Regions from separate parts of the Mus musculus genome. Here all the other regions are linked to region 3. The links are chromatin loops, found by intact Hi-C in ENCODE. Cell type or tissue: heart. All regions are shown on one strand. Region 1 overlaps Fermt2 (fermitin family member 2). Region 2 holds the start of Ero1a (endoplasmic reticulum oxidoreductase 1 alpha). Region 3 overlaps Gm41144 (a long non-coding RNA gene).

The links. Peaks named below come from ENCODE experiments on the same cell type or tissue, not always from the same donor. Only the 100,000 strongest peaks of a DNase experiment are listed, where the experiment ranks them.
Region 1: it touches region 3 in a loop (2.9-fold over the local background); 9 of 42 quality-filtered maps call a loop at or near these places.
Region 2: a loop joins it to region 3, with 2.5 times the contacts of the local background. A loop is called at or near these places in 2 of 42 quality-filtered maps.

The regions. Positions count from the first base shown.
Region 1 is chr14:45,462,871-45,465,370 of GRCm38, forward strand. Fermt2 (fermitin family member 2) reads right to left here. Exons shown (of 15, transcript NM_146054.3): 11 at 2,214-2,320; 12 at 1,854-2,075. Among named protein-coding and RNA genes, the nearest start is that of Gm34250, 17 kb to the left of the region's middle. In heart, no CTCF peak of the experiment used is centred here; a DNase peak (open chromatin) is centred at 971; H3K4me3 peaks cover 594 bases; H3K27ac peaks cover 2,210 bases.
Region 2 is chr14:45,317,218-45,319,717 of GRCm38, forward strand. Ero1a (endoplasmic reticulum oxidoreductase 1 alpha) reads right to left here and starts at 1,355. Exons shown (of 16, transcript NM_015774.3): 1 at 1,160-1,355. The coding sequence starts at 1,273. In heart, no CTCF peak of the experiment used is centred here; a DNase peak (open chromatin) is centred at 1,474; H3K4me3 peaks cover 2,186 bases; H3K27ac peaks cover 2,500 bases.
Region 3 is chr14:45,538,953-45,541,452 of GRCm38, forward strand. It overlaps Gm41144 (a long non-coding RNA gene), which reads right to left. Exons shown (of 4, transcript XR_003951187.1): 2 at 2,323-2,500. Among named protein-coding and RNA genes, the nearest start is that of Gm41144, 3.2 kb to the right of the region's middle. In heart, a CTCF peak has its summit at 1,460 (motif pointing left); a DNase peak (open chromatin) is centred at 929; H3K27ac peaks cover 1,488 bases.

The DNA of each region.
Region 1 (2,500 bases), 76 kb before region 3:
AAAGAAAGGGCACTCAGGTGAAAATGAAACGCAAGGAAGGATGAGAATGGGGACAGCAAGCGGCCATCGCTGTCTATGTGGCTACAGCAGAGGCGCCACACTGCAGCAAGTGTCACTCAGATTAAAGACAGAAGCTCACAGAAGACAATGCAAAGGGCAAACCCCTCCTTCTCCCTCACGTGTCTTACAGTGAGGGTAAAGCTAAGTATTTTAGTAGCGAAATAACAGTTACTAGTCAAAAGCCTATGTAGCCTTTTCCGATTTAGTCAGATGACAGGACACACGCACTCTCCTCAGAGAGAGCTGAGGGCTGCCTGTGAGCTTGCTGGCCACACTGGTCCTCTATTTGCACAAAGGCAGCAGGCCTTCAATTACCATCTGCTTTTTGCATCCTTTTTCCTGGAAGGAGAAACAAAAGGTTGCCATCCAGGGCCCTGGGAGCTAAGGCCACACAAGCATGATGTCTTTTCAGTGAGGGACTACAGTGCAATTCTTTTATTTATAGTTAAAAGCTCATTCTTACTCAAACTAACCCTGGGAAGTTTAGCGAATATTCACAGACTACGTAAGCTATGCTGACTGTCCTGTGCCCTGGCAAGGGTCACCTGCAGTGAACTTCGTGCCTGGGAATCTCATGCTACAGGGCAGCAATGTGAAGACCCAGCCTCAGAGACTCCTGAGAGGAGCGCAGGGGCCGTAACCACAGGCCACACACTGCTCCTGTCACCAAACAGAAGAGTCCAGGTCACATTTTTGTCTACAACTCAAAGACAGAAAGCTATCATCTTGGATGCCCGACATCTATGGAAACAATCAAACTGCCAAGGTCAGAGGCCATCTGAAGGCAGGAGTTCATTTTTAGAAACTCCGTCTCTTTGAACACAGTTCTTCCCTGAGTGAGGAGTCAGTGCGTCCTTCCTTCCTAACTCAGCTGCATTCCACAGGGCTCCCCGGGGCAGCACTTCCGCCATTCCTCAGCACACACTCCCACAGCCTATGACTGGGGGATAAACAATGTCCCTTCTCTGACGCAGCGGCCTCTGAACCGCACAGACAGACAAGTTCTGATTAAAGTTCTGAACATTTCTGTGCAAAGCGAAACCGTTTCAGACTCATTTAATAAAGTTATGTTTAAAATCTAAGGAAGGAAATGTTCTGTTTGGACCTTTAATGTTTTAAAATTATTTCTGAAAGATAAAAACTAAACTCAGTAAAAATGATTTATTTATTTTAGAAGCATTCCCTGCCCCCCCCCCCCTAATCTGAATCCTTCCTTTTATGGAGTGCTGTTCAGGGAAGGGAATCCTGGGGGCTCTCAAGTCAAATTCCCCGCAAAGGACCTTTTGTGATGCATCAAAGAGCCATTTGCCCAAATAGCAAACCTTTTATGGTATTAATTTCCAGGACAGGAGTTCTAAAGAGTGGACAAAGGCAGTGAATTTTAAGTTAAAATTGATAAGACGTTGTAACCCTGGGTAAGGTTCTATTAGGTTTGACTCCGGTTAAGACAGTGACGTGGGGTAAAGGATCTCTACCACATGACAGTTTATTTCTAAAGGTGGAAAATCTTCCTCAGCAAACCCAAGAACGAGGCCCTCTGGCAGGACCTGAATGTGTGACTGGGCTTTTCGCCTGTTTCCACAGGGAAAATCATTTCCTTGTGCTGAGCAACAACCTGGCTTTATCTATTAACTTTACAGACGATCTAACAACCAGTTTAAGCTGACCTCCGCCTCCCCTATTTCCTGTTTTATATTCTACCCAAGCTGGTGCTAGCTTCCATTTAACAGGAGGAGCAGCGTTTAAAGCAGGAGCACAAAGCGACACCCAGCAGGTTAGGCAGGATGAAGTACCTGTTTGCTCTTATACTTCTTCAGGTACCGCGGGGACACCAGACACTCGGGGTTGACGTCGGTTGTGATCTGGTCAGGGATCAGCTGGGGGTCTGGGTTCAGATGCTGCATTTTCAGGAAGGAAAGAATGTTCTGAACTTCCAGGTTGTAAGAACTGTCTGCCATGGTCTTGCCTTTGGAGGCTAACCTGCAAGCTGCCATCCAGTGCGCGTACTGCTTCTCCTGTGGAAAGCAAAACTGTTTCAGACTGAGAGATGAAGGCACACGGTGTCTAGGACCCAGGTACAGAATGTAGGGTCAGCGGGCCAACACACTTAGGAGTCAGAAAGGTAAGGTTTATGTGTTAATTGGAAAACTTACGTTATCACAGCGAAGCCAGATCTCATTCATGCCCTCTGCTACCGGAATTAGGAGTTTTATGTTAAATTTCTGGCCTGAAATGTTTACATCCGGAGTAACTTCACATCCTAGAAAAATAAATTTAATTACAGAAATGCATAAAAGAAATCCTGAGCCCACACAGTAGCTTCATTCTCTGAGGTCTGACTCTGCTGAACTGTGCCCATTTTAAGAACACCCCTATTCGGTGGAAGGGGGCTTACTCCAGCTTTGGCACTCAAGTGGGCGCAGAGCAAGGATTGGGAAAT
Region 2 (2,500 bases), 220 kb before region 3:
TTTTATAGATGTAATTTCAGAAATCGAAGTCCACCAAAAAGGTGGCTATAAGAAGAGCCACTGCTTATAGGGCTATAAGAAAGCCAATGCTTGGTCATTTGCCTGAGGACCCGAGGTGGATCCCGGTGTCCCATGTGGTGGTTGGGGAGAGGTTCCTGCAAGCTGTGGACTAAAAGCACCCCCTACAATGCGTACATTCACAGGTACAATATACATACCCACAAAACAAACCTGTATTTTAAACATCGTAAAGAACAGTAATGAACAAGTCGAGGGGGAAAGGGTGCTGGCCAGCGCCAGGTGTGGTCGTGAACGTCTGTTTAACAATACAATTTACATATTAAGTATCTCAGTAATAAAATGATCTAATACACTTTTAAACAGAAGAAAGTCTGGGGAACCGCTAATATTCGAGAGTTCTTCCAGGCTTTACAAGAAAGCACTAAGAGACTAGCACATCGACTGAATATGATACTTCTGGGTATTTCCAAGCTGTTAGCATTTCCTTAAGACAGCAAAATGAAATTCACAGTTATTTCAATGCGCCTAGCCTAAACGGCCTCATACAAAATTTACAGGCTACACTAAGAAAATAAAATTCTTTGAATGTTTTGCTCACGGAACCCACATCTCCTACAGAAGTAAATAATCACAGCTCATAATCAAACTTGAATACAGAAGAGCTAGGGCCTACCTCGGATTCCGCAAAGGAAGTGTCAGTATACGAGAATAAGCTTCAGGGGCAAGGTGCACCATACACAGGCCGAGAAGTCACAGGACAACAACAGCCGCAAAGACACCAGGCAGTTAGATCAGGCCACCCAAAGAGCCCCTCAAGGTCATTCAACCTCTTGACAACGACAAGACCTAAAGAACAACTAGTCTCCCCAAGAGTCCATATCGGGAACAGAAAGGCTGGGGACGTCCCCGGCACCGCTCGCACGAGGTGCCCAGGTGCCGGGTCCATTCAGAACCCCCGGTCCTGTGGACACGGAGCAGCCAAGGCAGGATGCAAGGAAGCAGTGTGACAAGCTGGCCAGGCGCCCACGCCCATCGAAGGGTGCCCCGTCCCGGGGCGATCGGGAACGCGGTGCGGGCCGCGCATCAGGATCGCCGGCGCCCGGAGATGCGCAGCCCCTGGGCCGCCCGCGCGCCTCACCTGGCAGAAGCAGCGCTGTGCCGCTGTCTCCGGCCGCCGCTCCTCGCCGTGGCCCAAGCGCAGCAGCCACACGACGCCCAGGAGTCCAACGAGCAAGCCCCAGGCGCGGCCCATCGCCGCTCGCCGCCCACCGCCCTCTACCCGCGCCGCCGTGCTTGGCTCCCCGGCGCAGGCCGCGCGCCCGCTGAAGTAGCCTGCGCCGGCCCCGCCCCGCGCTCCGCCCTGCGCCCTCCGCGCTCCCGCCTCCCCTGCGGACGTGCAGCGGCGCGCGCCTCTGTCCACGCGAGCCTCGGGCGGCCGCCTTCCTGCGCGCCCCGCTCACGCACCCGCCTCCGGTACACCTGGCCTGCAGCTCGTCCGGCGCAAAGACGCGGTCCTTCCGGGGTCGGGGTATCCCCCGAGCCACACTGCCCGGGGCCTGCGCCGTCCTGCCCGCCCCGCCCCGGAGCTCACGCCAGCCAGCCCATCCTTTCTCAACACTAGGAAATCCCGAGCCTGGGTTACGTGTCCGCCGTGCTCTGGCTGCCTAAGCCTTTTAAAAGGATGTTGGAGTTCATCTCGGGGAGCACGGCCGTACACACGATTCAGTGGCTTTCTAGTTTTTCCCTTCCTACATCCTACAAAGGGAACAGGTGAAATTGGTTTCCAAAGGGCTGTGCACCGCGGCTTACACCTATAATCCAACACTCCAGAGACTGTGGCAAGAGGATTGCTCAATGTCAAAGACAGCTTGAGCTACATACTTCCTGCCCTATAGAGTTAGGCTCTATTTTATAAATAAATGTTTAAATATAATAATAAAAACATGTTTTTATTAAACTAGCATAGAGAAGATATTAGCTCAATGTGTAGTCCCGATTTGTTCATAAAAAATTGACTCCTTTTTTGCTGTATTTTATGCGAATTAGGCATATTTCACAAGCTAGAGAGCAATGTGGTAAAGACTATTCAATCTCTCGTTTCATAAGTGGAAATGGGGAAAGCTGTTGCTAAGAACTGGAGTCAGGCAGTGAGAAGCCTTGCTTAGCCTGTTATCTATAGCATGCACTGTACACAGAGTAAGATAATATGGCCTTATAAGCTAATATTGTCTTCACGATAGCTATATTCCAGCTCATACTTACCTTTTCTAGAACCAGATCATAGTGTCTCTGTTACAGGTGTTTTTGCTGGTGTTCTTTTCACACTGTTCCAGATTAAAAGCAAGTTTCCATTCAATTCACTTTGCAATGCCGAGCTTGGCCTTGGAAGTACACAGGTGCATCGGCTCCATAAAACTGACAATGTCGTCAGTTTTCTTGGCTTCGTTGTCTCGTTTAGCTTGGGGTAGTGCATTTTTAT
Region 3 (2,500 bases):
TATAATCATATATATCAGATATATTAGATATATCATATATATATAAAGTAATCATATCTATCCATCTTTATCTACCTATCTATTTATCTACCTACCTATCTATCCATCTATCTATCTACCTATCTATGAAATGTTGAACTTGAGGTTAAAGTATTTTATCCAGTGGGAAATTCTGCAGGGCAGTTAGATAAGTATGCCCGGTAATCTTGAGAGAGGATCAAATTGCACAAGAAATTCATTAAGGTAGAGGTGAACCCTAATGGATGATTTAACCTTCCCAAATGACACTGCTCCTTGAAGTCTCTCAAAGGCAGAAGCAAGAAAAATACAAGAGTCATTCAAGGTGACTGAAGACAGAGAAGAAAGGACCAAAAGGGTTGGGGGAAAATGAGGTCAGTCTAATGTCAGGTGTGGGGGCAGGGGTGGGGGCGAGGAGAGGTAAAAGTAGAAATCACGCATCCATTTCAAGAAAGGAAATGCCATCCGCGGTATCAAATGATGCTGTGAGGTTCGAGGTTCAGGAGAAAGCAGTACACTGCCCGAGATAACTGGAGAGCCGACGGAAGAAAAGCAAAATGTTCAAGGGAGATTTGTTTGGCAAAGCTGAGCAAGAAATAAGATGGGGATTTGGGGGCAGAACAGGAGTAAAAAAATGCTTTTCCGAAAGAAGCCTGAGTTTGAGTTAAGGCTTGGGGAGGTATAGGGGAGGTCCTGGCAAGCCAGAGGAAACATACAAACGTCTGACAGTGGAAAGGCACCTCCGGACAGAGCAAACCAGAGTATAAACACATTTAAACAGATACAGTGGCTACTAGCCAATGGGAGGGTGGGGCTCCTTGGGCTATTGTGCAGCTCAGATGGACTTCCTCCAGGAGGTCAGAGCTGGGCCGGGATGTAAGAAGGGAAGGAAGGATGCGATTGAAAGATTATTTCAGTACAACTAGGACAGAGGCCCTTAAACGAAAGCCGGCAGTGACGTCACACATGCAAATGTGCCTGGCCTTTGGAAGCTGGCCTGGGAACAGTGAGGAGGGCCCCTACTTGTGAATGGCTAGGAGCTTAGGGACCTGCCTTCACACTACAACAGGAACTGCACCCCAGTCAGGGATTCATGTTAATAAATGGGCTAGGCTCTGCCCTGATTCCCAATGTTATTCATTGTGCAGTCGGTTTCTCCTAGTTTGGTTGGCAGGCCTAAGTCTCCATTCTGAGAAAATGGTCACCCTGGCTCTGTCCTTTGTTATTACTGTGTCCTCTGCAAACACACACACCCTTTGTTGGTCCCAAAGCAGGATTTGCAGGGCCACTGAAAGCCAAGCCAGGCAGTCACCTCGATTCCAATTGCCCTAAGGCCAATTTACAAGGACAAAAGTGTTTTGTTGTTTTTAATCTGCTAGGTCATAAGGAGGCTTCTCAGGTGACAGAGAACGTCCCAGCAGCTGAACAGCGCCATCTGGTGCCTGGGAGGTGTCACTTTGAAGCTTTGCTCTTATTCGAACTAATCTAAAAACACCATTAAGGCTCACTACCAATTGTAATACCAGTTCTAAGGGATCCGATGCCCTTTTCTGGCCTCTGTGGACATCAGGCATATGCGTGGTGCACAGACATACTGCAGCAAAAAAAAAACAAAACAAAAACCAAAAAAAAAAAACCATACACATAAAATTAAAAACAAACAAACAAACAAACAAACAAGGAATTTAGCCAAAGCCTGGGGTGTAGTGGCACAGCCTTTAACACCAGCACTTGGAAGGTAGAGAAAGGCAGATCTCTGTGAGTTTGAGGCCAGCCTGGTCTAAATAGAGAGTTCCTAGCCAGCCAGGACTACATAGTGAGAATCTCTTCCCCCTCCCCCCTCTTCCCTCCTCTTCCCCTCCCCCTCCCCTCCCCCTTCTCTGCCCCCTCCCCTCCCCCTTCTCTTCCCCCTTTTCTTCCCCCTTCTCTTCCCCCTTCTCTTCCCCCTCCTACTTCTCTTCCCCCTCCTACTTCCCTTCCTCCTTCCCTTCCTCCTTCGCTCCCTCCCTCTCTCTGCCAGGGACTGGTGAGATGGCTCATCAGGTAAAGAACCTGCCATCAAGTCTGATGTCATGAGTTCCATCTGTTCATGAGTTGTTCCTCTGTCCTTCCTGTGCGTCTATGGAATGTGCAACCCCCTTCCACCTCCCCCATGTCTAAAGCCCAAATACATAAATAATAAATAATAAAAAGCAGAGAAGATGGAGCTGCTAGTGTTATATGTATTATATGTATTTTACCATAACAAAGACTGGGAAAAGATGAGCTTTTCCCTGTGATGTCGTTCCCTTTTGGATGACCTACCCCCACATGACTGCGTTTGCTGCTTCTGATCATCCCCGTTGCTATGTGTGCAGATTCTGTCATCTGTAGCTGAAAAGCAGAGAGAGAAAGTATGTTTTGATCACATGCATGCTTCCAGTACTCCTTCACAGATAATGGTCCTGTAAGCATGAAACCATTTGGATGGCATGCTGGAATG